Regions from separate parts of the Homo sapiens genome. Here all the other regions are linked to region 3. A link is a loop called in an ENCODE intact Hi-C map of the cell type or tissue named here. Cell type or tissue: PC-3. All regions are shown on one strand. Each heading gives the region's core, and the rest is flanking DNA. Links, peaks and the distances in the headings are about the cores only.

Region 1 (6,437 bases), core at 823-5,822, 450 kb before region 3:
TTTCATAATAAGTACAAGGTACAAAGGTAATTATTTAGTTTGTTTATGGATGCTTAATTATGTATTTAATAACTTTTACTTCTTCTGGTCTAAGAAATTATGAAGATAAATACTTACCTTTCTTGCTTCATCTGAACTCACTATGGGTTTACTGTAAATACTTACTTACTTATGTCCCCTAAGGGAAAATATGAAACAACAACCACTCCCCCCCCAACTACACACACCACCCAAATATAATAACAATAATTCAAATTATTGGGACAAATTTGATCCATGTCATGCTGGTACTATGCCTGACTCTACAAACACTGCCACTTTTTTTAAATCTCTAATGAACAAATTTTCTTTAGTCTTTTAATCTATTCAGGTAGTAACAACGCTAATATTTTCATTTCAGGAAAATGAAAACAACAAATGATATGCACTAGCTTGAGGAATTCTTACTCAAGGTTTAATTTTCTTTGACAGTTCAGATTGTTCTCTGTGGTATGAAGCCAGAAACAGCTGATAAAAATGCTTTATATATGCATATGTTCACACACCAACATACATGATTAATCATATTTGAATATGACACACACACACAAATAGAAATATACACTTACAATGTTCAAATCAGTAATCGATTTAAAGCATCTTAATACCCTATTTCAATATTCTAAAACTCTATCAAGACATATTACAGTGAAATAATCTGGATTTAAACCACATATTGTGAAATAATCTGGATTTAAACCACATATTATGAGAAGAAATATTTTTATTAATTTTTATTGAAAATATACCAAAACTTTAAATAGATACACAAATGGAATCTTGTGATAACATTTTTGAACTACAGGATACTTTAGTTTGGTAAAAACACGTTTCGTGCCAGCAGCAGAATATACTATACCAATTTCCTCCTTTTTACAAAGATTTCCCTGCTGTATATGGTAAAAAGTTCTCAGAAATCCTAGTTCCAAAAGCTTCCCCATGGCTCCAGTGTATGATACCGATTTGGTTCCTTCACCTTGGTAATGTTGTTAACCTTTTGGACACCAGTTGAATTCCGAACTGTTTGTTAGAGTCTAGTGACTGGTACTTGGATGGGGTGAGAAATTTTTTTTGTGGGGCAGGAGGTATTTGTTTGTTTTTTTTAAAAAAATCTTTATTTTTTATAAAAAAAATTGTAAGGTACAATATGCATATATAATTTACCATTTTTACAATTTTTATGTGTACAGTTTAGTGCTGGTTGGGGAGTTTTATAATGTGGAAATTCTTGGAAGAGTATTTAACTCTGAAACACAGGTCTGAGCTCCATCAGACCAATAATTGTGGGAAATCAGGGCTCCAAAGTAAAAATAATGCTGCCACAAATAATTAATTGTATATACGAGCAAGAAAAATGAAACCAGGGAGAAGCCTTGTACCACCTAAATAGTTTTCTTTCCAATATATTTGTAAGGGAAGCATTAAAGAGGAATTAAAAAGAAGAGTGAGATAGATACTTTTTTTTCTATTTTCGTTCACCTGAGCCTTTCAGAGGCTTTTCAGTTTTTAAGATATTTTCTATAAAAAAGAATGGCTGAGAACATAAAAACTTTCTGAACTTCCTTAAAGTAAAAACCATTCAATAGATGAAACAATACAAATTTGAAAAATAAGACATTTTAAAATTCAAATTTGTAGCAGCACAATTTCAAAAAGAGAAAATTGGAAAAGAAGAAAAAAATCAATAATACTGTTTTTAAAACCGATACTTGGCTTTGTATTTCGAATATCAATGCCATATGGCTACCTTGCTCTGGATCTGGAAAACCTTATGACCAAGGAGTGAAGTTCGAACAATTCGATGAGACATTAGCTTCAAGTTAAGTGCCGCTCACCTCTTCATTGACCATTTCACAGTTCAAAGTCGCAATGGATGAATATTTTTTGTACTTGAACATCATAAAATGGAATTCAGAAAGGGCATTTCTTAATGTATATTTATTAAGCTACTACTGAAACTTGTTAGCCCTAAAAATCAGCATTATTTGAAAGTACAAAATATCTTGCTTTATGTGGTTCCCGGTCATTTCTTTGTCACAATGTCTTTATTCTTTAATAACTGTTTCAATTATTTTTAATTATCACTTCAAAAGAAACATGAAATTGTACACAATTATGTGTTGCCCCTAAAAACAGCATTATTTTAGGAGGATTAAGTTTTTAAGATTTCTACAATAAATTGACATTGAAATTCAGGAGCAGTTTTGTTTGTTTGTTTACAGATGAGGTCTCACTTTGTTGCTCAGGCTGGAGTTCAGTGGCTATTCACAAGGGGCAATCATGGTGCACTACAGCCTTGAACGTCTCAAGTGATCCTCTTGCCTCAGCCTTCCAAGTAGCTGGGACTACACCTGGTAAAAGTAGATTCATTATTACATCTTTTAATTTATATTTATGCTATATTCTATTTTTGTATATTGTAGCTACTTAATTTTCTAGAAAATGTTAAGAAATAGGTAATGGATGAACAAATACATCCACTTTTATACGGAGTCTTGTCATGCTAGTCAATCAATCAGTTTTATAGTATTTTACCTCTCAATCAACCAATTAATTGCTTGAATAAACTTAGCCACCTGGACTTTAAGACTAGGCAATCTAAAGAATGAGATACACTTCAATAATGCAAAGACATACCTAGAAGAAAATAAGGACACTTCTTTACATCTGCTTCTAATCCGTTTCAAGAATTAGGTAGTTAAGAAGTAAATTAGGAGGAAGACAATAGAATTGAGTAAAATTCTAGAGAGGTATTAATGTCCCTTGCATTTAAACTGAAGAGACAGAATGATCTATTACAGAGCTAAAGAGCATGCTTTCTGGAGTCTAACATGTATCATTCTTAATTCTACAACTTTCTGTCTGTTTAAGTTGTTTTACCTCTCTGAGCCTCATCTAGAAAATGGAAATGCACCTATCTCTTTACACTTTGGTGAATGTAGAATGAAATAATGTATATAAAAGCATTTAGTAGAGTGCTGAGCACAAAGTATGTATGTTTATTAAATTACTGTCCTGAAAAAAAATCATTTCTGTAGAAAGGAAAAGTAGGGAGGATGAAAAGTGGAGGAAGTACCTGGCTTCTGATAAACAACATATCTGGCTAAATCTCCCTTTAGATGCCTCATAGGGTCCTGCTTTGCCAGTAGGTGACACTGTCATGTCATTAGGAAGGATTTGCAAAGCCCATTCGTGACCAAATGAAACAAATTCCTGGATCAGTTAGTCATGTTCGCCCCGATCACAAAGGGAGCAGAGTCACTTTTTTCTCACGCATGTTCATCACTTCTCCCATTTAAGTTGCTCTCCATCTAAGCTGCTTCTCCCAATTCTGGGTCTCCTATCTCACCAATACCTTCTGACAGAACATCCACTTCTTTTTTCTCATTTTTATCACAGATATCTGAAGCTGAAAATATTTCTGAAAATCAGCAACATCACCTTATTTTTCCTTTAAAATCTGAAGAAAGCAAAACAAAACACAGTAAAAAAACTATGGTATCAATGAGAAAAGGAACACTTACTATGCCAATGCTTAAAGGAACTTTACAAGAGAAAGTACTTTCTTCTTCTCATGAAGCAAGCCTATTTTATATTTTTAACAACTACCATTTACTAAGAGTATACAGCAATGGTGGGAAACACTGGCAACAGCTATGATTGGAATACTTAGCCACATTTTCAGAGTGGGCATATCATATAAACCCACCCTGTGCAATGATCTGGACAGTGATGATGGGTAAATGGTTTTGAGTGGGTTGTTTGTTCTCCAGAAGTGGCAGGAGATGGGGGTCCCATTTCGTTCAGATAGTCCTGAATGTTCACAGAAAAGGAATCATAGAAAAGAGATCACTGCTGGGGGAAAAAAAGAAGATATTAATTTTATTCTGTAATTTGGGAAATCTTGGTTGAGTATTACTTCTGTTAATACTACAAAAATATACTTTTTTTCCATTTAAAAAGATACCCTGACACGTCCATTATTTTTAAAGTGACATTTAATTACAGGGATGCTTAAATAACACCATCATTGTCAATGAAAACTGGGAGGATTTATGTACAAAATGTTTCTCTTTCTTCACAGATAAACTTTAAACTGCCTTTTAAGTTAAAAGTGATTTTGTATCATACATTTTCTGTGTAAAGCTTAAACTTTTTGCACTTTATATTGTTATATATTTTTTGGTTAAAAGTTAAGATTTGCATATAGACCTACAGTGAAACCCCAATTAATAACTACTTTACATAGAGTACTGTCTTCTTTAGTGTTTCTTGAGCTCCAAATTTTGGTTTAAAGTCTAGGAAATTGTTTCCTGGAAAAAAAATCTCTAGTTGTTAACTAGTCAATACCCATTCATTTTTAAAATACATGTTCTGAACTAAAAAGAATAAAATGATTACTGCCAAGTTGGCATTTCAAGTGATGTGGTGGAATCTATAGTCTCAGCCTTCCCATTTAAACCACTGCTGTTGGAAACAGCAACGAGAAAAGAATGCACAAAGGGTGTCCTTCCGTTTAAATTAGAAATGATCAAAATGATAGGACTTCTCAGAGAAATGTGGGGTATTAAACAAACGGACAGAAGGGACCATCCCTCCCCAAATTCACTGGGGAGGGACACAAATCCTTAGTCAAAGCATACTGAAATAACTTCAGTGATCACTAAAAGCTCTAATTTTTTGTGTCATTGCTAATCAGTGGTCCTGACACAAAAAAAGATATTTTCATATCTAAAAATAAGGAATATACCAGATAGAAAGCTGGGGCAGGTGTCACCTATTTCCATGTGTCCCATTCCTAGTTTCTTCTGATTTGTGTGGCTAGACTTAATTAATATGCAAAAACTCATTTAACATTTTAGCATCTCAAAGAGAAACCATTGAATATCAAACTGATAAGAAATGATAGTATAGTAATCCCCCCTTATCCACAGGGGATACCTTCTAAGATCTCCAGTGGATGCCTGAAACTGCAAGTAGTACCGAACCCTAGATACACCATGTTTTCCCTAAATGTACATACATATGATAAGGTTTAATTTATAAATTAAGCACAGTAAGAGATTAACAATATCAAAGAAGAAAATAGAAAATTATAACAATGTACTGTAATTAAAGTTATATAAATGTGTTCTCTCTCAAAATATCTTGTTGTACTGTTCTCCCTATTTTCGGATTGTGTTGACCACAGGTAAGTGAAAACTCAGAAAAGTGACCCCACAGATAAGGGGAGACTCCTTTACATTTGGTCTAAGCCAAGACTCCAGTTCCTCTCTGTAAATAAGAGTGGCATATCCTCCTGAAACAGGATCTGAGGAGTAGCAAAATGCAAGGTGTAGGATGTGAAAAGATGGAAGACGTGTTTGCAAATACAAAATGCAATCAAAGTTTCAAATAATGTTGAATTCTATAAATTTTAATGTTTCTGCTTCCAGTAATTCAAGTAAGTATTCATATCAAAGGAGAATGTATATAGTGAATTACTCCAACATTCAATATTTCCACTAGACTATAGACTCTATTATTATAGAGTATGAATTTATTTTTTTCAAACACAAAAATTGGTGTGCAGTAGATGCTTGATAAACACTCAACAAATAAATACATTTCTGCTTATTTTTTGCAATAATTAAATAGCAGGAACATGTCATAAATTTGTTTCAAGATTAGTTAACTCTAAGTTTGATAGAGTTTAATGTTAAGAGAAATTACCGAAGGGGTAATAGGCAAACAAAGGTAAGATTTTGTGGTGGAAAAACATTTTTCAGGGGTGGCTATGAGGGAATATATTGGAAAGACCCTACCAAATGAAAAAGCACTTATGCACTTATATAGCATTTAATATGTGCAGGGTCCTGTTCTAAGTTCTATACAAATATTAACTTTTAAAATACTCATAACAACCCTATAATCTATACGCTTTTATTATCCCCACTTAAAGATGAAGGAATTGAGAAAGAGAGAGGTTAAGTTGCTCAATTTCATATAGCTAGTAACTGGCAGAGATGGGATTTAAACCCAGTAAGTTTGGTTTCAGAATCTGTGTTCTAAGCTACTATATTTATTTCTCCTTGAAAAAAAATGTAAGGTTATTACCATATTTTTCATATATAGGGCTGCATTAGTTTCTTTGGGCTGCTGTAACAATTGCCACAAACTGGATGGCTTATGACAACAGAAATATAGTCCCTCACTGTTCTAGAGACTAAAAGAAGTCCAAAATCAAGGTGTTGGCAGGGGTATGCTCCTCTGAAAGCTCTAGAAGAATCCTTCCCCTAACTCTGTGTAGTTTCTGGGGTTGCTCATAGTCCTTGGCCTTGCTTGGCTTATAGCTGCATCACTCCAATTTCCATGTGCCTTTTGTGTATGTCTTTCTGTGTTCTCTCCTTGTGTTATAA
Region 2 (6,437 bases), core at 645-5,644, 240 kb after region 3:
CAGCACTATTCACAATAGCAAAGACTTGGAACCAACCCAAATGTCCATCAATGATAGACTGGAATAAGAAAATGTGGCACATATACACCATGGAATACTATGCAGCCATAAAAAAGGATGAGTTCATGTCGTTTGTAGGGACATGGATGAAGCTGGAAACCATCATTCTCAGCAAACTGTCACAAAGAAAAAAAAACAAACACTGCATGTTCTCACTGATAGGTGGGAATTGAACAATGAGAACACATGGACACAGGAAGGGGAACATCACATGCTGGGGCCTGTCGTGGGGTAGGGGGAGGAGGGAGGGCATAGCATTAGGGGATATACCTAATGTAAATGACGAGTTAATGGGTGCAGGACACCAACATGGCAACCTACCCTACAACTTAAAGTATAATAAAAAATAAAAAAATAAAAAATAAAATAAAATCAATTATGACAAACAAGCTTTTCTGATCCAAAAAAATTAAATCTAATTGATATTTCCTTAATTTCATTTTTTTTAAAATTTAAAATTTGAAATGAAAATATCACTTTAAATCTGATAGTATTGATATAGGAGTTAAGAAGGAATTACTTAGGCTAATAGCAAGAGCATGAGAGCCCTCGGTAAGGCTTTTCTTTTTTTTTTTTTTTTTTTAATGAAAAGCAGCCCCACATCATTTTCTGTAAAATCAGCCTGTAAAATCAGGCTGCAGACACAGATAAGCAAGCTGGGAGCTTGCCTGGGTCAAGGCCAGCAGCAACTAGGGACTAGACATGTTCAAAATGGCGGCTTCATCTTCCTTCTTCTTTGTCAGCCAAGAGTATAGTAAAGAGCAGACAAGATGGCACTGATCAACTGGAAAGTCCATTTGCATAATAATATTAGGGTGGGGCCACCAGCCTTCCCTGTGCACTATGTAGACATCATATCTGATAGAACCAATCTGTGAGCCCTACATACATCAGACACCATCGTCTCCAGCCTGCCTATAAAATTTGCTGCAGTCCGCTTCTCTCCTCTCCCCTTTCTTGTGTCTATCATTTCCACTCCTTAACCCACCCACATGTGTCCGTGTCCTGAATTCTTTCTCAGCACACAACAATAAACCCCCAGGTATATATCCCATGGTATATACCTGCTGCTTGGTCGTATGGTTGCTTCAGTATTAAATACCAGGGCCAGGCATGGTGGCTCACGCCTGTAATCCCAGTACTTTGGGAGGCCAAGGCAGGCGGATCTCGAGGTCAGGAGTTCGAGACCAGCCTGGCCAACATAGTGAAACCCCGCTCTACTAAAAATACAGAAACAACCTGGGTGTGGTGGCATGCACCTATAACCCAAGCTACTTGGGAGGCTGAGGTAGGAGAATTGCTTGAACCCGGGAGGCAGAGGTTGCAGTGAACCGAGATCATGCCACTGCACTCCAGCCTGGGCGACAGAACAAGACTGTCTAAAAATATAAAAAATGAAAATAAAGAGCTTATGTATTAGACAGACAAAAGAGGCATAGCAACATGGCCAAATTCTCTAGCGATCACCCCCCTGCAGGAACACCAAATTGAACAACTATCTACACAAGAAAGCATCCTCATAAGAACCAAAAAAAAAAAAAAGTGAGTGATTACTGTACCTGCTTTTAACAAAATATCAAGGAAAGAGGCATTAAAGAAGGTAGGAAAGGCAGTCTTGCATTGCCTATACCACCCTTCCATCATTTCGTGGCAGTACAGTCCAGATAATTACTATGCTTTGGGAAACCAGAGTGAAGTCAGTGTTGAACTTTGCATTGGAACTCAGTGCTACCTGTCATAGCAAAACACAATGCAAGGCAGAGAGCTTTGCTGGTATCGACAGGAAACATTTAGACCAGCCCTGGGCCGGAGGGAAACTCTCAGCCCCAGCAGGAGGAACCCAGATCACAGCTGGTTCCACCACTGGCTGACTAAAGTGACCTAGGGCCTGGAATAAAACTGAGTGGCCATCTGGCGAAAAGGACTACTGTCCTTGGGCAAGGCCTGGTGCTGCACTAGTCTCAGAGGCAATAAGACTTGGGGTGCATGTGACCCAGTGTTATACCAGCTGTGGCAGGTAAGAGAATAAAACTGAGTGGCCATCTGCCCAAAGGACTACAGTCCTTGGGCAAGGCCTGGTGCTGCACTAATCTCAGAGGCAATGGGACTTGGGGTGCATGTGACCAAGTGTAACACCAGCTGTGGCAGCTAAGAGATTACTCATGTCACCCCTCCCAGAACTCTTGGCAGTGCAGCTTGGGGAGAGATTCCTACTTGGGGAAAAGAGAGGGAAGAATACAGAGGACTTAAGTCTTAGAAGTTGGGTACTAGCTTAGCCACAGTAAAATAAACATCAAGAAGAGCCCTAAAGCTCCTGACTCTAGGCCCTAGCTCCTGAACAGCATTTATACACCGACCCTGGGCCAGAGGAGAACTTGCTAACCTGAAGGGAAAGACACAAGCCTGGCTAGACTCATCACCTCCTGACTAAAGTGCCCTTGGCCCTTGATAAACATCAGCTTTAGCCAGGCAATAGTGACCACAGACCTTTAGCAAGACCCAGTCCTGGGCTGGTTATAAGTTGGACCCAACAGGGTCCCAGTCATGGTGGCTATAGGTGTGCTTTTGACACCCCTTCCCCAACCCCAGGCAGTTCAGCACAGGGACTTCATTTGTTTGGGGGAAAGCAAGGGAAGAGAACAGGAGTCTCTGCCTGATAATCCAGTGAATTCTCTCAGATCTTATCCAAACCACCACCAAAGCGGTACCACTAGGAGTCTCTGTGACTCTTGTCACAGAGGCACCTCTGTGACTCTTGTAGAGTCACAGCGTTACTGGGCTTGGGGTGCGCCCTAATGTAGATATGGCTGCACTGACCAAAATCTTAGATCACAACACTCAATTCGCTTTGAATACTTGGAAAGCCTTCCTAATATGGGTGGGTGCAAACAAGTCCAAACTGCAAACATTGTAATAAACACCTAGCTCTTCAATGCCTAGACATCAATTAATGTCCACAAAGATCAAGAGCATCCAAGAAAACATGACCTCACCAAACAGACTAAAGAGTGACAGAGATATACGAATTTTCAGACAGGGAATTCAAAATAGCCGTCTTGAGGAAGCTAAACAAACTCCAAGATAACACAGACAAGGAATTCAGAATTCTATCAGAGAAATTTAACAAAGAGTAATTGATTTTTTAAAATATCAAGCAGAAATTTGGGAGCTTAAAAATTAAATTGACAAATTGAAAAATAAACACAAAGTCTTTAGCGAGCAGAATTGATCAAGCAGAAGAAAGAATTAGTAAACCTGAAGATAGGCTGTATGAAAATACAGTCAGAGAAGACAGAAAAGAGAAGAAAGCATACCTACAAGATCTAGAAAACAGCCTCAAAGGGTCAAATCTAAGAGTTGTTGGCCTTAAAGAGGAAGGAGAGAGAGAGAGAGACAGAGACAGAGACAGAGAGAGAGAAGTTTATTCAGAGAAATAGTAACAGGGCTTAGGATTGACTTGGCGATGCGGGCTCTTTTTTAGTTCCATATGAACTTTAAAGTAGTTTTTTCCAATTCTGTGAAGAAAGTCATTGGGTGCTTGATGGGGATGGCATTGAATCTGTAAATTACCTTGGGCAGTATGGCCATTTTCACGATATTGATTCTTCCTACCCATGAGCATGGAATGTTCTTCCACTTGTTTGTATCCTCTTTTATTTCCTTGAGCAGTAGTTTGTAGTTCTCCTTGAAGAGGTCCTTCACATCCCTTGTAAGTTGGATTCCTAGGTATTTTATTCTCTTTGAAGCAATTGTGAATGGGAGTTCACTCATGATTTGGCTCTCTGTTTGTCTGTTGTTGGTGTATAAGAATGCTTGTGATTTTTGTACATTGATTTTGTATCCTGAGACTTTGTGGAAGTTGCTTATCAGCTTAAGGAGATTTTAGGCTGAGACGATGGGGTTTTCTAGATATACAATCATGTCATCTGCAAACAGGGACAATGTGACTTCCTCTTTTCCTAATTGAATACCCTTTATTTCCTTCTCCTGCCTAATTGCCCTGGCCAGAACTTCCAACACTATGTTGAATAGGAGTGGTGAGAGACGGCATCCCTGTCTTGTGCCAGTTTTCAAAGGGAATGCTTCCAGTTTTTGCCCATTCAGTATGATATTGGCTGTGGGTTTGTCATAGATAGCTCTTATTATTTTGAAATACATCCCATCAATACCTAATTTATTGAGAGTTTTTACCATGAAGGGCTGTTGAATTTTGTCAAAGGCCTTTTCTGCATCTATTGAGATAATCATGTGGTTTTTGTCTTTGGTTCTGTTTATATGCTGGACTACATTTACTGATTTGCGTATATTGAACCAGCCTTGCATCCCAGGGATGAAGCCCACTTGATCATGGTGGCTAAGCTTTTTGATGTGCTGCCGGATTCGGTTTGCCAGTATTTTATTGAGGATTTTTGCATCAATGTTCATCAAGGATATTGGTCTAAAATTCTCTTTTTTGATTGTGTCTCTGCCCGACTTTGGTATCATCACACTACCTGACTTCAAACTATACTACAAGGCTACAGTAACCAAAACAGCATGGTACTGGTACCAAAACAGAGATATACATCAATGGAACAGAACAGAGCCCTCAGAAATAATGCCACATATCTACAACTATCTGATCTTTGACAAACCTGACAAAAACAAGAAATGGGGAAAGGATTCCCTATTTAATAAATGGTGCTGGGAAAACTGGCTAGCCATATGTAGAAAGCTGAAACTGGATCCCTTCCTTACACCTTATACAAAAATCAATTCAAGATGGATTAAAGACTTAAACGTTAGACCTAAAACCATAAAAACCCTAGAAGAAAACCTAGGCATTACCATTCAGGACATAGGCATGGGCAAGGACTTCATGTCTAAAACACCAAAAGCAATGGCAACAAAAGCCAAAATTGACAAATGGGATCTAATTAAACTCAAGAGTTTCTGCACAGCAAAAGAAACTACCATCAGAGTGAACAGGCAACCTACAAAATGGGAGAAAATTTTCGCAACCTACTCATCTGACAAAGGGCTAATATCCAGAATCTACAATGAACTCAAACAAATTTACAAGAAAAAAACAAACAACCCCATCAAAAAGTGGGCAAAGGACATGAACAGACACTTCTCAAAAGAAGACATTTATGCAGCCAAAAAACACATGAAAAAATGCTTACCATCACTGGCCATCAGAGAAATGCAAATCAAAACCACAGTGAGATACCATCTCACACCAGTTAGAATGGCAATCATTCAAAAGTCAGGAAACAACAGGTGCTGGAGAGGATGTGGAGAAATAGGAACACTTTTACACTGTTGGTAGGACTGTAAACTAGTTCAACCATTGTGGAAGTCAGTGTGGCGATTCCTCAGGGATCTAGAACTAGAAATACCATTTGACCCAGCCATCCCATTACTGGGTATATACCCAAAAGACTATAAATCATGCTGCTATAAAGACACATGCACACGTATGTTTATTGCGGCATTATTCACAATAGCAAAGACTTGGAACCAACCCAAATGTCCAACAATGATAGACTGGATTAAGAAAATGTGGCACATATACACCATGGAATACTATGCAGCCATAAAAAATGATGAGTTCATGTCTTTTGTAGGGACACGGATGAAATTGGAAATCATCATTCTCAGTAAACTATCACAAGAACAAAAAACCAAACACCGCATATTCTCACTCATAGGTGGGAATTGAACAATGAGAACACATGGACACAGGAAGGGGAACATCACACTCTGGGGACTGTTGTGGGGTGGGGGGAGGGGGGAGGGATGGCATTGGGAGATATACCTAATGCTAGATGACGAGTTAGTGGGTGCAGTGCACCAGCATGGCACATGTATACATATGTAACTAACCGGCACATTGTGCACATGTACCCTAAAATTTAAAGTATAATAATAATAAATAAAAAAAAGAAATAATAACAGGGAACTTTTCAAACACAGAGAAAGATAAGAATACCCAGGTACAAGAAGGTCACAGAATACCAATAAGATTCAACCCAAAAAAGATGATTTCAAGGTATATAATAATCAGACTCTCAAAGGGCAAGGATAAAGAAAGAATCCTAAAAGCCACAAGAGAAAAGAAGCAAATAACATATGAAGGAGCTCTGATATGTCTGGCAGCAGACTTCTCAGCAGAAGCCTTACCAGCTAGGACAGAGTGAAATGACATATTCAAAGTGCTGAAGGAAAACAAACTCAACCTAGAATAATATATCCAGCAAAATTATCCTTCAAACATGAAGGAGAAATAAATACTTTCACAGAAAACAAAAGCTGAGAGATTTTGTCAAATATCAGATCTGTCTTACAAAAAATACTAAAGGGAATTCTTCAATCTGAAAGAAAAAGATGTGAAT
Region 3 (6,437 bases), core at 672-5,671:
GTGGTGCATAAGCAATCTGCAGCACAATCACCTTAAGAAAATGAAATCGCAGCCGGTTCAATGGCTCATGCCTATTATTCCCAACAATTTGCGAGGCCAAAGCAGGAGTACTGCTTGAGAACAGGAGTTCAAGAGCAGCCTGAACAACATAGGGAAACCCTGTCTCAACAAAAAATAAAAATAAAAATAAAAAATTAGCCAGGCATGGTGGCATGTGACTGTAGTCCCAGCTACTGAGGAGGCTGAGGTGGGAGGATCACTTGAACCTGAGAGGTCAAAGCAGCTGTGAGCCCTGATCACCCCAATGCACTCTATCCTGGGCAACAGAGTGAGACCCTATCTCAAAAAATATAAATAAATAAATAAATAAATAAAGAGAGAGAGAGAAACAAAATGAAAATAAAATCTCTGTTACCTACACTCCCACTTGAAGGTTCACATTCAGCAAGTCTGTTCTAGACCCCCCCAAAAAATCCGTATTTTTTATATAATAATGTATTATATATGTAATATAAAATATATATATATATTAACAGCACATCAAGCATTCACTGGCATAAAAACTAGAAAGCAAATATTATATTCAAATTAGACTAAAAAGTAAGGGAGGCCTGAGAAGGAGTTCTGAAAAGGGTGATTGGAAATAGAGTGTGTACTTCCTTGAGTATCAAAATAATGACTGTGGACTTTTTCTATAAGCAATAGAAACCCAAAGAAGTCTTTTGTGCAGAAGAGTAACAAGCTTAAAGTCATGTTTTTTGACTCAGCAATGATGTGAAGAACAGAGTAGAGTGGGCAGAGCGAGAGAGGCACAGGAAAGTAAAATGGCTCCTCCAATTGTTCAAACAGGAGGGGATAAGTTCAGATGTGGATGGAAGGTGAGGGAAGAAAGAAAAGTAAATCCCTGTTGGGAAAATGAAACCAGATTGTGATGTTCATAATCGGAAATAGAAAATTCTCAGTCTACTCCATTACCATGTTCAGAGAAAGACATAGGCAAGGCCACTGTCTGACCACAAAATGCTAAATTTACCTTTCTCTGATTCATATCATCTTTCTCTGAGTGTTTCCTGGAGTTTTTGTTTGTTTGTTTGTTTTATCAATAACTCCAGCATTTTTTAATTCTCTCACCTTTTAGATAAAAATTATTGACCTTCAATCACTGAATGTCCCTGATTCAAAAAATAGCCTTCACTTCCCTAAGCCTTCCTCAAAATCATCCATACAAACTCAAACCCAGTTAGAAGACCATCCCAAATTACCTCACTGAAACACTTGTGAGATTTTCCTAAAGTATGTTCTTTGCCACAGCAAGTTAAATAATTCTAGTTTTATTGACAACAGGTGTGTTCCTTCTGCTCTTTGGTTAGTTGGGTTCAATACGAAAAGAATGTCAACAAGGACAAATTACTAATACTGAGTAGTTGGTTGACTTAAGACAGATTAGAAATGACTTTAAAGTTTGAAGCCCAAGTGAATATAAAGTAACACTAATAGAAAAGAGATATCAGAAGTATGAGCCCATTTGCAACTTGAAGGGACATTTGAAATTGAATTTGAAAATTGAATGCAAAATTTGAAGGTACAACATGACATTCAAGAGAAAATGTCACGTGGGTAACATGTGTACAGGCCCCCAGGAATGGAGGAGATATCAAAGAGAGGTGGAGGTAAAGACTCATGCACAAAGGTGATTACTGGAATCTTGAAAATAAGGAGACCCTAGAGGAAAAAGAATGTAGAATTTAAAAGGTGGCCAAGTGGGCAGTAGGACATAGGGATCTGGAAGTTGTTCCTCTAATGAGCCTCAGATGTTGCCAACTACCTTCAACCTGTACAACACCCTGCTTTTCACCCATCCCGCTATGGCATTCAAAGATCCCTATTAAAGAATCCTCAGTGGTTTCTGACCAAATGACTTCTTTGCACGGCATCATGAGATAGATCAACAAGTCATCATCAAGATTAAAAGCCCCTATGTGCTTTGAGAGAGATCTAGCTTGCCTATTCTGCTGTGTTCTCAGGGCCAAATATAGTATGTTACATAGACACTCAAGAAATATGTGCTCAACTAGTGAAGAAGAGGAACAATAAAGCCCAGAGATGTTGGTCCACAAAATGCTGGGCAGTTAATCTCCTTATCATTTTTCTAGCTCTGCGAGCAATAGATAGAGTTCCTAGTGACGGGAAGAGAAAAAAAGATTATTTCAAAAATTTTACAATTGAGTATGATAGAAACCTAAAACAAACCAGGTACACTGAATATGAGGGAGCATCACCTTTCAAAGTATGCACCTCAGATAAACAGACCTAGATTTGACCCAGTTCTACTACTTAATACCTCACTTCATTTCTTTGAGCCTTCATTTCCTCAACAGTGAGTTGGAAAAGTAATGCCTACTTCATAGGATTGCCAAGAGTGTTAAAAGCTCTTGACACATGGTGTATGATTAATAAACAGTGGGAAAAACACAGCAACAACAAAACTATGAGATACCACCTCAAACTTATTAGGTGTATTAAAATAAAAACAGAAAATAAGTGTTAAAGAAATCAAAACTCCTGTGCACTGTTGATGCCAATGTAAGATGGTGTAGCTGCTGTGGAAAACAGTACGGCAGTCCTCCCAAAAATAAACATAGAATTATCTGTGGTTAGGACTTCTCACGAAGACAGAGAGTAGATTGGTGGTTACTAGAAAACCAGAAAGGTGGGAAAGGCAGAGGGTCAGATAAAGAGAGATTGATTAATGGGAACCAATATACAGTTAGAAGATACAGTTAGAAGAAATAAGACCTAGTATTTGAGACATGAGTAGGGTGACTCGTTAACATTAATTAACATTAATCTATTGTACCTTTCAAAACAGCTGGAAGAGAATAACTCAAATGTTCCCACCACAGACATAAATATTTAAGGTGATTATTATCTCGATTACCCTGATTTGATCTTTATACATTATATTAATGTATCAAATTATGACATGTACCATGAAAATATGTATATTCATTGTGTATCAGTAAAAAAAGTTTTTAAAAAATAGAATTACCAGATGATCCAGCAATTCCACTTCTGGGTCTATAGTAAAAAGAATTGAAAGCAGAGTGTCCAGAGCTATTTGTACATCCATGTTTACAGCAATATTATTCACAATAACCAAAATGTGAGAGCAACGTGAGTCCATCAACAGATGAATAGATTAGCAAAATATGGTATTCTGCATACAATGGAATACCATTCAGCCTTTAAAAGAAAGTAAATTATGACACATGCTACAGTATGGATGAATGTTGAAGACATTAAGCTAAGTGAAATAAGCTGGTCACAAAAGGATAAACACCATGTGATCCACTTACATGCAGTTCCTAGCATAGTCAGTTTCATAAAGACAGAAAGTAAAATGGAAGTTGCCAGGGCCTGGGGGAGATGGACAGTTACTACTGGATTATAGTTTTACTTTAGCAAAATGAAATGAGTTATGGAGATTGATTGCACAACAATGTGACTGTACACTTCTGAGCTGTACACTTAAAAATGGTTAACCACAATTTAAACAAACATAGCAATAGCAGCAATAACACATGATGAGAAAAAAGAATCAGTTGTGTCCACCAGAGGTCACCCTCACTCAGGGCCCAATAACAAGTCTTTTCAGAGCAGTGCCCTAAAGCTATGGTTCTGTTCAGTGCTGCCCTCAAGGAGGGCAAGATTGAATAAAGAGAGTGACCAAGTAACAAGGGAGGCACTTAAGTTACTTTAGAAAAGGCTGTTTTTCTCAGAATTATTCCCCACAGAAAAGGGGCACCTGGTTTAGACATCAAAAACCTTGTTTAGAAAACAGAAAGACCAAGGAGCTGAGATTTTTATGTTAATGCAGTGAGAAAGACGGGTGGGTGTTACAAAAAGAACATGACAAGAAAAGCTAAACTTCTGGAGAAAGAGTGTAAAGCTAGAGAGTTTTATGGAAGAGAAATGAATGGAAGAGAACACATGGAACAATGTTCCATGGAAGAGAAATGGAAACACATGGAAGAGAAATGAATGAGCTGAAAAGCGAGCCACATTTCTACATGAGGGCAAGAGTGGGTCATTACTGGGCCAGGGGGCAAGTTCTACACGACAGGGAGTGGCATCTGGGTTCTGTAGGCTGGCCTGAGCCATCAGGCTCCATCGTTCCCAGTTGTTATGGGAACTGTGTAGCTGCCTACTAGTTTCTCAGACCTATTTTAATACACAGAGGCAAAAGATCAGCACATTTTGGTGATTAGGAGGTCAGTGTCAGGCTTGGAGAGAATATTTTCAAAATGTTTGTGGAATTTGAAGTTATATTAACTACAAGAGATCAAAAAGTGAGAGTGAAATGAATAATGGAGGGAACAGATAGTGATCTTTTTTTTAAGAAAGCTGTTCTGAAAAAGAGAGAAATAAGATATTAGTCTTAGAGGTCAGCAGGAACAAGCATGAGAGATAGCAATGTTTTCTTTTCTTCTGTAGCAGGCCAATTAAGGTCCCTAATCCCCAAGACAGTCACACCCTGGGCCTCAGAATATGTGAATATCTTACCTTGCATAGCAAAAGGGACTTTGCAGATGTGATTAGGCTTCAGGAACTTGAGATGGAGAGATAATCCAGGTGAACCCAGTCTAATCATATGAAATCCTTAAAAGTGGGTAACTTTTTCTGGCTAGGTCACAGGTGCCACACTGCCAGATCTGAAGATGAAGGAGGGGGCCATGAACCATGGAAGGTAGGTGGTCACTAGATGTTGGAAAAGCAAGAAAACAGATTCTACCCCAGAGCCTCCAGAAGGAACCAACCCTGCCACCACCGTAACTCCAGCCCATGGAAACCAGTGTCAGACATCTGACCAATACTGTACAATAATGAATTTGTGGTGTGTTACATTTATGGTAATTTGTTACAGATGCAATAGCAAATGAAGACACTTGCTTACAAGAAAGCTTTTTAAATAACAAAAGTACAATGTAGAAGAGTACAAAATTATGTATTACAGTATTAACTAAAGCATTAAATGGGAGGTTACTAAACACACATCCCATATGTCAAAGTGCTACAGATATACCAGTTAGTCTAGCCATGAGAAGACTAAACAACTATTATCAGTATGTTTCTTTAAATGGGAATTTATGAGTCTTTTTTTTTTTTTGAGACAGCCTCGCTCTTGTCACCCAGGCTGGAATGCAATGCTCACTGCAACCTCTGCCTCCTGGGTTCAAGCGATTCTCCTGCTCAACCTCCTGAGTAGCTAGGATTACAGGCACCTGTCACCATGCCCGGCTAATTTTTGTATTTTTAGTAGAGATGGAGTTTAGCCATGATTGCTAGGCTGGTCTCAAACTACTGACCTCAGGCGATCTGCCCACCTCAGCCTCCCAAAGTGCTGGGATTACAGGCATGAGCCACCGCACCTAGCCATGAGTATTAAATAAAACTAACATAACAAAGAAGAGAAAAAGAAGCATACTTGAGGAAAAATTATTGCTTCTAAATCAGAAGCATCTATCATTTATTCAACACATATCTATTGAATACTTCCTCTGTGATCTGCTCTATAGTAGGCTGTGGTGATAGGACAAAGAAAACAAGATGGACAAACTCCTTTTTCTCCAAGAGCTCACATTCTAACGTTAGACTAAAACAATAAAGCAATAAGCATATAAAAATATGTCACATGACAAGTGCCTGATAGAAAAATACAATGGAATTTGGGGATATCAGGTGACTGAAGGAAATGCTAATATCAAGGATGGCAAGGGAAAGACTTTCTAAAAAGCTGGCCTAAGAGATGCTACCTGAATATAGTAGAGGAGTAAGTATATGCATATCTGGGGACACATGTTCCAGGCAGAGGAGATAGTAAGTGAAAAGGCCCTGGGGTGTGTGCACATTTGGCAAGCTGAAGGCTGAATGAGCAGTGCCCTGTGTGTAGCCAAATGAGAAGAGGAAAAGTGCTAGGAAATTAGCTCAGAAAGGAACAAATATATGTATGGGGAGACAGATAACATAGAACCTTATATGCCAATTTTAAGACTTTTGCTTTTACTTTAAGACATGAAGCCACAGGAAATAGAGTTCTGAACAGAGCTGTGATATAATTCAAGTTAAACATTACAAGAACTACTCTGAGTGCTATGTTGAAACTAATCAGGGGAGGAAGTGGCAAACATACAACAATTTCAGTTTGAACTGGAAATGATGGAGACTTGGATTACAATAGCAACCCCGAAAGAGGTGATTGGGAGCAAAATTAGATGTAGTCTACAGAAGAGATATGGAGTCAAGAGTGACTCCAAGATTTGGGGCGTGAACAACTGGAAAATTGACTTGCCACCATGGGGAGATCACACAAGATGACATGGCTGTCTACCATTTGCCTCTAGAGAAACCTTCCAAATCACCTCGCCCCACTCCAGACA
Region 4 (6,437 bases), core at 856-5,855, 300 kb after region 3:
AAAGTATAATTTAAAAAAAGAAAGAAAGTCATATATTAAAAATATGTATTTCTTATGCTGGAAATTCTATGGTCTTTCCTTAGGAAATTAAAAAAAAAAATTCTTGAACTATCACATGTAGATTTTTTTTTAGCCAGAAATTACTTTTAAGTGTTTACAGAAATGGAAATAATTTTGGCTTACACTGTATTCAAGTCAACTCTAACCTGTTAAGATACTAATATTTAAGATATCCCCAGAAAAGTCAAACCAGGTGGGCCATGCTTAAGACCAGTTAGGTCTATTCTCACAACTACATTCTAAACAATTTAATACCTGAAATAAAGGAAACGGTCTAAAAGTTAAAAAGCAAGTAAACAAATAAACAAAACTAAGTTTTCAATACACACCTATACATTTAAAATACACATATTTCAAAGGTATTTTAAATAACTAAAGACAAAGTGTTATGCTCGCAATATCACATTTTGCATCATAGAGTCTATTCGCTTCTGCTAGCAAGATTGGTACTAAAAGCAGGCACTGAATACTAATTTTAACAATACAAAACAACTGTTTTCATCTTTATACAGAACAAATATTAATTGTTTTCACACACGACTCTGTTTCTGTCAATATAATTATAGGCAATTATAATGTCAATTAATGAGAACTATATTATATCTTCACTAGATTGAAACAAAACTTTTAAACAAAATGGGTTCTACTTTATTGACAGAATTTCCAAAAGAAAAAAGTTTATACAAAGCCAATAATAAATTAATACCCTTCAAATATGTGTCATAAGTTTATGAAAGCCATAATACCTATTTTTCTAGATTGTTCCGTCAGATAATATAAGAACAATAAATATTAGAATATGTTATTATAATTTTTAACCAATTTTTATCTTTAGACTTAAAAGACTAGACAAAGACAAAAGGAAATAAATGCAGATGATTACAGTTTACTAGTCTGGAACATATTCTATGTTGAAAGATGAGGAAAAGTATGAAAATCAGAGAGATAACTGGTCTATCAGTCTGGATTTTATTTTTCATTTGTAAGAATCGAGAAACTCAAAGTAAATAGACTTAAACAAATTTTTAAGGGAAGAGAAAGATTTATTAGCTCATATCAAGGAGCAGATTTATATTCACAAACAGCCTAATACAGGACTGAAATATAACCAGAATCCTCCTTAACTTTTCTTCCTCTGGGTTGCTTAATTTTTAGGCTTCACATGGTAGCCCCTGAGAAATGCTAGGCTCTCCCTTGAATCTTTAATACTTATAAACCTCAATAATCACATCACTAAGCTCAAAGGAGGAAAGAAAGTATTTACCCCAACATTCCCACCAAAATCCTCCTGGGGTTTATTCTAATTGGACCAGTTTGGGTCACATGCCCTAAATGATACACTCCAAATGACTTGAGCTAACTGAGTCTCACCTCTGGAACTAGGTGTGAAGTCAACCCACTAGGGAATGTCGCCAGGAAAAGGGGAACATGGGTATTGGCCAGCAAACCACCACTATAAAAGGGTATGGCAAATCCCCAAATGCTGAACATATTTTTTCGGTATCAACTTCCGTTTTTCAAGCCAACTTTAAAAAATAATGTTAAAGAAATGTGCTTACTTTGATTGTATTGATTTTCTATAGCTGCATAACAAAAAACTTGGAGACTTAAAATAACACCCAGATGGAAGGGAGCCATGGGGCAAGGACCTCAGACTGGTCTCTAGTGGCTGACAGTGGGCCCCAGTTGACAACCACCAAGAAAATCAAGACAACTACCATAAGAAACTGAATTATGACAAAACAAAATGAGCTTGGAAGTGGACCCCAAGCTCATTTTGTTTTGTCATAATTCAGTTTCTTATGGTGGTTTTCCTGGTTTTCTCGCTGGTTGTCAACTGGGGACCACTCTCAGCCACCAGAGGCCAGTCGCAGGTCCTTGCCCCATGGCTCCCTTCTGTCTCAAAACCACCAATAGAGAACCTCTCTCAAGTTGAATCCTTCTCACATCTCAACTCTATCTGACTTCTGTCTCCGATCTCTAGAAACAGATTTAAAGGGCTCACATAATTAGGTGAGATTACCCAGATAATCTCCCTAATTTAAGGATCTTAATTCATCTGCATTTGGGATCTTAATTTATCTGCAAAATCTCTTCATAGCAGTACCTACATTAGTGTTTGGCAGAATAACTGGGTGAAGATGTATATGTACACCTGGGTCCAGAAATCTTGGGGACTATCTTTGAATTCTGCTGCCCACATTAGTGTATATATATTAATATATACACTATATATATATATACACACATATGTACGTATGTATATATATACATATATACACCTGTACATATATATATACATATATACACATGTACATATATATATATACACATATAGCTTTTAAGAAGTATGGGATGAGAATGGGCTGAAAGAAATGGAGGCGGATTTTGTTTTCTTAATAAATCCATTTGTTTTCTGGAACTACCACAAAAAAAAAAAGAAGTCTGTGGCACAAGGGAAATAGTCTAAAATTTTAAATTGCATGAAAAATAGAAAAGTAGAACCAAAGAGAACAAACTGGATGTTATGGTTCTTGTTTTGATTGGCTTTTTGGGTTTTGGTTGGCTTTCTGGTTTTTGTTTTGCTTTGCTTTGTTTTTTAGCAAGTCAAGTGACACATCTGGAACCTTAAATCAAAATTGTTTTTAAGGGGGAAGAAAGTTTATCTTTCAGAAAGGACAATACAATTATATAATAACTAAATTTGGAGCATAAGTCAAGCTCATTCTATGCTTTCTTAGAAAATAAAGAGGTAAAGCCAAAGAAATCTTCCCTAAAAACTCCAAATCAAATATGTTTATGGAAGTTCTAATTATCTTGGATATTTTCTGGTTAAAAGCATGTCTTGTTAAATGTCTCAGCTGTACAATACATTTTTAAAACGAAGAGAGAGAATGAGCAGAATGAACTACTTCTAGTCTTTTAAGAAACAAAGCTGCTCTTATATTTTCACTCCGGGTTGGTGATGTAAAAGTAAAGCACTGCCCCCTAGAGGAACAAGGACCTTCTAGAGCAGGCAGCTATTTCACAATCACGTAATGTTACACACATAATGTCCTAATTTCAGGTAGATGTCTTCTTTAGGACATAGAAGAAAAATAGAAAAATGTTGCAGTGTAAGAAATGCTAAAAAAATTTTAAAGACGTTTCAGATTTTTTTTCAAGAGATTACAGATTTGCTAAACTGTAATTTGGGGGGAGCAATTCATTTATAAGCTTTCAAATAATATTTTTGCATTGCAATTACAGAATAAACATTTGTCTTAGAGAATAGGAAGTTTTTAGTCTTTCTTCTTATAATTTTTTTTGTATAGACAGGGGTCTCTCTATGTTGCCCAGGCTAGTCTCAAACTCCTGGCCTCAAGTGATCCTCCCACCTCAACCTCCCAAAGTGCTAGGATTACAGATGTGAGCCACTGCACCCAGACTAGTCTTTCCTAAAATGTGCAGCTTTACATCTACCAGACTTTTCCCACAATTATTACAACAGAACTATGTGTAAAACATATATGATCTTATCTAAAATTATAAAGAAAAGTGGGAAACAAAATTGACCCACATGATTTTGCTACTATAGTCAAACTTACTATTAAAACAAGTAAGAAACAGAGGAAATCTAAAACTTCAACAGCTAGATTTGGCAAATCATGTCAAAAATTTCCCCATTACCAGGAGAATTCAGCATACTCACATTGTCTCTGAAGTCAAAATCAGAAACTATAACAAATCATTCAAATGTCTAGGTCTCTGTTTTTAATATAATTAATTGGGTGTTTTCAAATTATTCTCCCCAGAACCACAACTAGGAAGAGTTCTGGGTACTTATCTATGCTTCTACCAGAGCAGTCTTTATTTTATCTTCCTTTGGGGCTCCATACAAACTTTAAACAGAAGAAATGGTTCTTAGGGCTTTAAAAAAGAAGGAAGGAAGGAATGAAAGGAAGGAAGGAGACAGGGAGGAAAAGAGAAGGAAGACAGGAAGGGAGAAGAAAAAGCAGCTTGAAAACTGTTGGGGGAGATCTCTTTAAATTCCTCTCTTGTACAACTCTATTTCCTTCATTTTTGTCTCTCTAGGGATGGCAGCAGCAAGGGTCTGGATGCCTCAGGCTAGTTCCTAAAATAAGAGATCATACCAAGTACAAACTCGAGCCAGGCACAAAGAGATAAAATCCTGGTAGGGCATTCTACGCATGTTCTTGGTGTGGATTCTACATTGTAGAAAAGACTCTTACAAAAGCACACTTCATTTGAAGGTTGTCACTAAGAAAAAAATAAAATACACAGTAGAAGAGCACTTTACAATGGCGGCAAAGCACACTGTATGATAAGAAAGATGTCATCACGTAACATGGTATTTTTCTTCCTCCGCGCATATCTGCCAGCCAGCTCACACTGATTTTTATAATTAGACATGTCCCTCTTCCTTCCTGTCTCACCCCAAGTGCCATAGTATATTTACAGAACTACAAATATATCACAAGATAGCAGGGTGAAACATTTTATTGAACTATTAAGGAAAATTGCCAACAGAAGTTTCTGTTCTGCCTCTGTTGATTTTCCACAAGCAAAGGATTCAACTACTCTTTAGGACAGGATCTGAAAAGCACAGTCTTTTCTGCATCTTCAGAATCAACCATACTGTACCATAAAAGTTTCAATCAATTGTTTTGAATGCAAAGGTTATTTGACCAGGGCATGCAGAATTTTAGGATATAAACTATTTGTACTCATTTAGACGTGAAATCCAAACTGGCCAGGCTTACCACACAAAACTGGCTTGTTTTCATTCTTGCTCCATGAGGCAGTTACTGTTAACAGTAGGTAGCTAGTCAGGTATGAGCAGGGCAGAAGAGGGCTCCCACACACACACACACACCAGGAGTGTTGGGCAAACATCAGGTGATGGTCAGGCAGTTGTTAACTGTTTCTCTAAAGTAATAATTGGTCACAGCTGGCACCAGGGAAAAGCCGTCTCCTAAAAGATAGAAAACACCTGAAACTGATCAGCAGCTTCCCAGTAAGACCTCAGGAGTGGAGAGAAGTAAGGCAAGACCCCGGAAGTATGTCAACCTATAAAACCCCATGTCAAGAGGTCAAGCTGTGCACTTGGTTTCTCAAGTCAACCCCTTGGTCCTCTTCCCAGTTGTACTTTCCTTCTTTTCTTTTCTTTCCTTTCCTTATTGTTCTAAAGCTTTTTAATAAACGTTCACTCCCGCTCTGAAACATGCCTCAGTCTCTCCTTCTGCCTTATGTACCCCAGTTGAATTCTTTCTTCTGAGAAGGCAAGAACTGAAGTTGCTGCAGACCTATATTGATATGCCACCAGTAACTCAGTGTAACTTAGATGTCTGCTACCGCTGACATTACCACATGTGGCAGCACCTCCACAGACGAAATAAAAGTCTTCTTGAATAAGTTTCAGAATATCTCCTTCACTTTCTCCTGACATTCAGAGGTTGCTTACTACCCTAAAGTTTTGATGAGGAAGCAATTCAGAAGCCCTTCTATTTCCTTACCCCTCCAGTTAAGCCAAATCCCATCATTGCTCCACCTCTTCAGCCTCCACCCTCTCCTGTCCTCTCCTCCATACCCATCTGATAGGCCCTAAATCCCTTCTTCCCCCAGCTCAGTCAAGGAATCTTCATCTACTACAAAATAATCTGCCTTTATATAAGAGGGTTTAAAAACAACTCTCCCAATTAAGAAAATGTCTGATATGACTAAGCAGAAATACATTTAGAATATACATAAAATTAGAAAATAAGATTTTATCCCAGAACTTCTTCCAAAAAAAGAACAGAGATGTTTTAAAATGGTTGATCATTTGTGTCACACCAAGCTCTCAATCCAAATCCTATCCATGATTTTCTTTCTCACAAGTTTGGAAGAAATAATAATATTATGTTAACATCTTCAATAAATCATTTTTATAATGTAATCATGCTTTTCAAAGATTTCCCTAAATATAATAAAATCCTTTGTGTCTGGCTGCATGGCTGGTTAAACAATCTATAGAATGAATATTGAGGTTCTGAGAATGTCCAAAGCTTCCTGGAGGAAAGAAAATGAGTCTAGCATGGTCTGAATATTTGTTGTATCCTCTTAGAATTCATATGTTGAAACCAAATCTCCTTGTGGTGATATTAAGAGGTGAAGCCTTTGGGAGGTGAATAGGTCATAAAGACTGTGCCCTCATGAATGGGATTAGTGCCCTTACAAAAGAGGCCGGAGGGAGATTTTTCAGCCCTTTTTTGCCATGTGAGGACACAGCAAGAAGGCATCATTTATGAGGCAGAGAGCGAGACACCAAATCTACCAGCACCTTGGTCTTAGACTTTAAAGCCTCCAGAACTGTGAGCAGTAAATCTCTGTTGTTT
Region 5 (6,437 bases), core at 585-5,584, 110 kb after region 3:
CACCATATTCTACCTATTGGATTATAGGCTGTGTCACTGGATTGTATGTTCTTCAAGGATTAGAACTTATGTCTAATAAATTATGTCTCTCATTCATTTATATGCCTACCATAATTCATGATACATTCTTCTAGGTACTTAGTATATATTTTCTGATTTAATAAGTAAATGAATGAATAATAGTACAATATATTAGGACAGAATGAGATGAAGGGGGTTGAGATTTCAAGTTGAAAAGTTTGTATTTCTCAGCAATGGCAAGTGATTTTAAAAACTCAACACACTGATGGCTCTCACACCTGTAATCCCAGCACTTTACGAGACTGACGTCAGGGAGATCCCTTAGGGCCAGGAGTTCAAGACCAGCCTAGGCAACATAGCAAGACTCTGTCTCTACAAAATAATAAATGAAATTAGCCTGGCATGGTGGCATGCGCCTGTGGTCTTAGCTACTCTGGAGACTGAGATGGGAAGATCTCTTGAGCCCAGGAGGTTGAGGCTGCAGTGAGCTATAATCACACCACCACACTCCAGCCTGGGCAATAAAGTAACCCTCTATCTCAAAAAAAAAAAAAGGAAAAGAAAAGAAAAAAAGAAAGAAAGAAACTCAACATAATCAGATATGTGTTTTACACTAACTCTGGCAGTGCATCTCTGGCAATGTCTGATGTGGAAGACAAACTGCAGAAGAGAGAAACATGTGGCAAGTAAATCAGTTAGTAGGCCATTACAAGTTTCCAAGTGAGGATGATAAGAGAACAACAGAAGGAAACACCAAAGATGGTCATTTGAGTGGGAAAATGATAAATTCAGTTGAAATATAAAGTATAAAAGTCTTAACTGTCTGTTGGGAATATGGGTCTGGATATGAAAAGATATTTTAAAATCACAGAATTTTTAGAATTAGAAATCAGCTACTACTCTTCCCCCACCTTTATTTTAGCTTTCGAAACTGATGTGAAGGACAGATAATTCAACCCAATACAATTGGCTCCAACTTCAGCGTTACATGTTTAGAGGATGAGAGTTAATATTACAGAAAGATAACATTTTCTGGGGAGAGGCTATACAATGAAAGTTTATGAAGCACCAGAACCTGGGATTTGCAAAACTGTCTCTCTATAAAGCAAGAGCAAGAAGGAGAGCCAGGAAAGGAAAGGAGGAAAATTAAATGGTCTAACTTTTAGAGTCTCTTAATGGTAAAATTCTTGCTTTTTACACAGATCTGCATTCATTTCCTCAATTTATTTCAATAACGTTTTTTGTAACCTACTCAATGTTAGGTACCACACTAGGTGCAGAGGCCACAAAGATCAATGATAGAATTGCAAAGAGGCACACATGTTTGCTATTAGCTAGGAGCCCATATGAACATCTTGCACATATTTATCTATCTAGTTTTCACAACCACTCTTTGAGATTGAAACACAGAGTGGTGAAGTCACTTGCCCAAAATCACTCAGCTAGTTAATGGTAGACAAGGATTCAGATCTAAGCAGTCTGTCTCTAGAATATGCTAATTACTAGCTCCTAATTGCTACACTATGTTGCCTCTGAAGACATAGTTCCTGTCCCAAGAAAACTTGGGACAAAATATCCCAAAATAGGGAAGCACATGTATTAATTTAAATAAAATTAAACCAGTGGGGTAATAAATGCTTGGAGTGCAAACAAAGAATTGTGGCATGAGGGATCAAATACTTTCAATGTTTCTAGTGTTTGTACTGGGTTACTATGATTTTCCTTACAACACTGACATTCTGGTGTAAGTAGTCAAGGAATTCACTGAGGTTTCTTTGAATCTACACCTCCCAATGACTTTCTATGATAGTCAATCACGGCACCAAAAGTCATTTCATAGTCAGTGAATAGTCAGTGTGAAGCTGATCCAGAGCCCAAGATGTATGCCTGTAAAAGCAAGGAGAAAAATACCTAAGAGTCAGACAGAACTGGGACTAGAATAAAGAAAGACAAAGAAAAAGAGAGTGCCCAAAACAAAAATTACATTTCCCTAGCTTTTCATCTGGCAACATTTAGCACATCATACAGTTAGTTGCTCACTTTGCAGTCTTTACAAAAGAGCAGCATTGGGTATTGAGCACTTCGTTATATATTGGCTACACTTTCCTGTCATGTTGCCTTTATTCTAGAAGGGAGTAAGAGAGGAGTAGGAATTCTCCATAAGAGAAGATCTGACCAAATAATAGTCGATTCAATGGGTTTTCCCCTTTGGGTTTGCAAGTAAGGGTTTGCAGGGCCTTCATGTTATTTTACCCTCTCTTCTCCATTCACCCTGACTAAAAAACATGTCCTTGTATTAAACTCTGAGAGAAAGAAATCAAACATGATTTAATGCTCTGTGTTTGACAACAATATTCAATGAAGTAATTTGTATGATTTACAGAGATATAATTTCCTCTGAAAGAAATTACACATGCTTAAAAATAATTTTATGATATAGCATAGTTGTTTAAAATTTGGCATAGATACATGCTTAAACAAATTATCTTTGCTTTCAGAAAGGAACAGAATAGTTTAAAGATCATAAATATTAAAAGAACAAAATGATTTTTTTTAAATCAGGGGCAAATTTACTTAGGCCTGAGTACAAATAGAGACCGTCCACATTTTCAGGAGGACTACAAAAATCAATCTATTGATTTTAGATTTAAATACTTGAAATAAAGACTATACATATATTTCAATCCAGTTATAACGTTACAAATTCAATATACATTCATAATGTTTAAATTATATATACAAATATTTTGGATAAGAATCAGGTTCTTTCCAATTATTTATCTCTCAAATGTCTAGAATTCTAAGTAGCAACCCTGGTACAGGCATCATTGCAAATAGTATGTATCATGAATATGTACACTGTACAATTCTTGCCATTTTTATTTGCATTCATTTTGTACTAATTAAAAAATACATTAGAAATGTCTTTCTCATTCTTTATACTCAAAGTACTTAAACAGTAAAATTAATCATCACTTGAATTTCATATATTATTTTTCAGAACTGAACATTTTAAAACCACAAGCAAATTACAATATAAGAAAAATTACACTAAATTTTCAATTAAAGTTTGAAAGAATTTTTCAGTAGGAGCAAACAAATATAAGGGAAAATAATGGCTCTAAAAAACAGAACTTGAAAATGTCTACTAGTACTATGTCTTGTTCAGAACTAGGCACTCCAGGAGCCAAAATCTCAAATGCCTACGGGTTCTAGGCTGACAGTAAAAAGGCAGAGGGCTGAATCCATGTGAAGACTATGGGAACTCAGAGAAAACAAGCTTTGACTAAAAGGGGCAGTTTCTACCAACTCAACACATAGTAAAGCTGACTCAACGTTGCTGGGTCATCTTTAAGAAAAGAGGAAAACTTAGAATAGTTTATGAAATGTTGACAATCAATTTTTTTAACTGAATAATGTTCAGGACAAATCTTTCACTCCAAAGTTTCTCTGATCATGGAATGTAATCCTTAAACAACAAATGTTACCTTCCACAAATCACTGTATGATTTTAAGTGAATGTGATTCCACATCAATCTAAAATATTGTGTGCTACAAAAAATTAAAATCAATTCCAAGATTTATCACAAAAATGAAAAAAAAACCTAAGTGTCCCTCTTTATATTTGGCAGCTCAAAAGATTTTCGTAGATTCAAAGAGAGAATGAGAATTCAAGGCTTGCCATAGATGTCTAATGCTCTGTGTCTATACAGCTATATGTTTCTTAAAAACCTTAATTGTTTTAGAAAGTATTTAAATGTAGTAAATGTTAATAGCCCCACTTACAGTGGTGAAATGAAGCTACAGATCTTCTCCAAAAGAAGCGGTAAAGAGGAAAACAGAAAAACCACTCATTTCACTTTCATATTATTCTGTATACTAAATAAAAACCACAGAGCAAAACATTTGTAAATGACTTACGGAAAATGGCACAGTGTGTGCATCAACTTGTATGCCAATCTAATGAACTTTACCAATCATTTCACACACCACCAAGGAAAAGGTTGTGCTCTTACATTTTTTTAAAAAAAAGGGCAAGCTATTTTAGCTTTTGTAGTGACCTATAAACAAAAAGGGCATCTATGACACAACAAAAACATTTCACTCACTACCAGACATAGCAACCTTCTGCATTTATAATACCTTTCTACTTTGAATACTACATCATTTTAAGAAAACTCTGTATTCTTAACATTCCATTATATTGGTCACACGGCAAACCACCCCATTTGGTCTGAGGCAAAAAAAAAGGAGAAAGTTTGAACCTCTAGCACCACAATGGGGTGGGAAATTTGGGAGCACTCCCTCTACTGTCTCCAAGGAAATTCTGCTCCAACACCTCAAACTCCATTCTCTTGAAGGCTGGGAAAAGGTAATCACTAAAAGCGGGAGAGAAAAAAAAAAACTTCATAATTTTTTAGCATACCCAGAATAGGTTGTCTAGCACTTCTATTTGGCAGCTTTTATTTTGCTCTTGAAATCTGGAGCCTCAGTAAAAAGCTGAAACAGGAAGAATTATATTTTTACAAACCATTTCATGTTTAAATGCTTATTAAGTCTGGGTGTAGATGCATACAAAGTAAAGAAGTTCCAGTGTGAAACTCTGGGATAAATTCAGTATCTAAGGGTAAAATGACAAGAAAAGCTAGTCAAAGGGGCAGAACAGATTAATCCATGAAAGGCAAAAATGGAGAAAAGTTTAGGAGAAAAGGCATCAAGGGTGCTTAGATTCCACAAAGAAATTAAGATGAAAACCGAGGAGTAGATTTTTTTATATGAGATCATTCCTCATAGAAGTAGGAGACCAGGTCATCTTTGAGAGTAGAGGTGGTGGGGTGTACCCATCTATAGTAGCATTCTGTAGTCTATGCTTTCTGCCCTTAGTTTTCACTCCATTTTTGCTGTTCTCCTTGGCCTAAGGTAATATTCATTCAACTCACCTTAGGAAGTTATCAATTCTTCACCCCAACACCTCTTAGTACTTCTACACCTATAGTTACAGACAGATCCCAGCAAACTTCAGGGAAGGTGTGACCCAGGAGATCACATATATTTCCCCAAAATTGCAAGATTTTGCTAATATATTTTTGCAGAAACCAGAGGAATATATTTGAAAATGAATTCTAAATGTCTTAGACCAAGGAGAATAGAAGATAATATTAGATTAAGTTTGAGTTTCTTAAACATTCAGATATGTACTGACCATATAACCCAACAATTCTATTCTAGTATTTGGTCCAGAGAAATGAAAACATATGTCCATGAAAACTGAAAACGAATGTTCACAGCAGCATTATTCAGAATATACAAAAGCTGGGAAAAACCCAAATGTCTATCAACTAGTGAATGGATATACAAGCTGTGGTATATCCGTGCAATGGAACACTACTCAATAATAAAAAGGAATGAACTATTGAAAAAGACAACATTATGCTAAGTAAAAGAAACCTTTTACTTAGCAAATAATAATAATCATACTATATGATTTCATTTAAATGAAATTCTAGAACAGGCAAAACTAACCTATCATGATGAAAGTTAGATCAGTAGTTGCCTGGAGGTAGGGAGTTAGGGAGATTAACTATAAGTGAACACAAGAAAAATTATTGTATAAATTTCAAAAGTCCTTGATCCATATACTTAAAGTGTATGGATTGTACTGTTTTTAAATTGTAATTTCATATGTTGATTTTTAACGGATTACATTGAATTTATTGATATGAGTACACTTTCTGGAAATTCTGAACTTCATTTTTTAGTTCAAGCAGCTGAGAAGTGGCTATAATCATTTTTTTGGTTAGTTAACTAAAAAATTATCATGACCTACGGTTAATTAAGTCAAGAAGCTAGAACTCTCTAGCATCATTGGAAGAATCCAAAAACTTAAGAAATGGATTTATCACATTCAGACTACACATCCATCCCCGTTCCTTATACCTTAGAAGGCTTTCCTTCACTGTGATGTCAAGAAATACATCAGAAAAGTGAGCAGCAGCATCCTTAAAAAGTTCTGTGGTGGAGGTTGCCCTCCGCAGGCTGGGGATGATAGTGGGAGACATCACTGTTGAGACTGGCTCCTGACAAAAGCTGTGATGATGAGACCCCAGGGTGAAAGGGCTACTTAGCAGCACTGACCCACCAGAAAAAAAGTGAGTAAAATCACTACAATGAACAGCAGGAAAAAGTAGTAATTAGAGCGACCTAGTCTGCAAAGATCTTTGCTATGGCTAACTGGCCATGATGTCCTTAGAAATAAAATAGGTTCCCTGCTAAAATATTATTTATATAATATTTCAGTGTACATAACACAAAATAGCTTAAGAATGGATGGGTAGAAAGCTAAATAAAGGTGAGAAAACTGACTTATCCAGTTCTCAGACCTAAGCCAGATCCAGAGTTCCTTGGCCAAAGAGAAG

Evidence for each region. Peaks named below come from ENCODE experiments on the same cell type or tissue, not always from the same donor. Only the 100,000 strongest peaks of a DNase experiment are listed, where the experiment ranks them.
Region 1: it touches region 3 in a loop (3-fold over the local background); 2 of 110 quality-filtered maps call a loop at or near these places.
Region 2: it touches region 3 in a loop (7-fold over the local background); 15 of 110 quality-filtered maps call a loop at or near these places.
Region 4: it touches region 3 in a loop (13-fold over the local background); 52 of 110 quality-filtered maps call a loop at or near these places.
Region 5: a loop joins it to region 3, with 6 times the contacts of the local background. A loop is called at or near these places in 8 of 110 quality-filtered maps.

What each region holds. Positions count from the first base shown.
Region 1 is chr5:97,983,057-97,989,493 of GRCh38, reverse strand. No RefSeq gene overlaps it. Among named protein-coding and RNA genes, the nearest start is that of LINC02234, 150 kb to the right of the region's middle. RefSeq lists an enhancer at 2,560-3,759. In PC-3, for the core only: CTCF peaks have their summits at 2,981 and 3,182 (motif pointing right); a DNase peak (open chromatin) is centred at 3,233; H3K27ac peaks cover 952 bases.
Region 2 is chr5:97,293,656-97,300,092 of GRCh38, reverse strand. No RefSeq gene overlaps it. Among named protein-coding and RNA genes, the nearest start is that of RIOK2, 110 kb to the right of the region's middle. RefSeq lists enhancers at 2,068-2,127, 2,138-2,187, 2,228-2,347. In PC-3, for the core only: a CTCF peak has its summit at 2,806; a DNase peak (open chromatin) is centred at 2,802.
Region 3 is chr5:97,531,463-97,537,899 of GRCh38, reverse strand. The region is part of intron 2 of LINC01340 (long intergenic non-protein coding RNA 1340); the gene reads right to left. Among named protein-coding and RNA genes, the nearest start is that of LINC01340, 30 kb to the right of the region's middle. In PC-3, for the core only: a CTCF peak has its summit at 3,623 (motif pointing right); a DNase peak (open chromatin) is centred at 3,549; H3K27ac peaks cover 628 bases.
Region 4 is chr5:97,227,844-97,234,280 of GRCh38, reverse strand. No RefSeq gene overlaps it. Among named protein-coding and RNA genes, the nearest start is that of RIOK2, 48 kb to the right of the region's middle. In PC-3, for the core only: CTCF peaks have their summits at 2,830 and 3,038 (motif pointing left); a DNase peak (open chromatin) is centred at 3,040.
Region 5 is chr5:97,425,320-97,431,756 of GRCh38, reverse strand. No RefSeq gene overlaps it. Among named protein-coding and RNA genes, the nearest start is that of LINC01340, 76 kb to the left of the region's middle. In PC-3, for the core only: no CTCF peak of the experiment used is centred there; no DNase peak of the experiment used is centred there.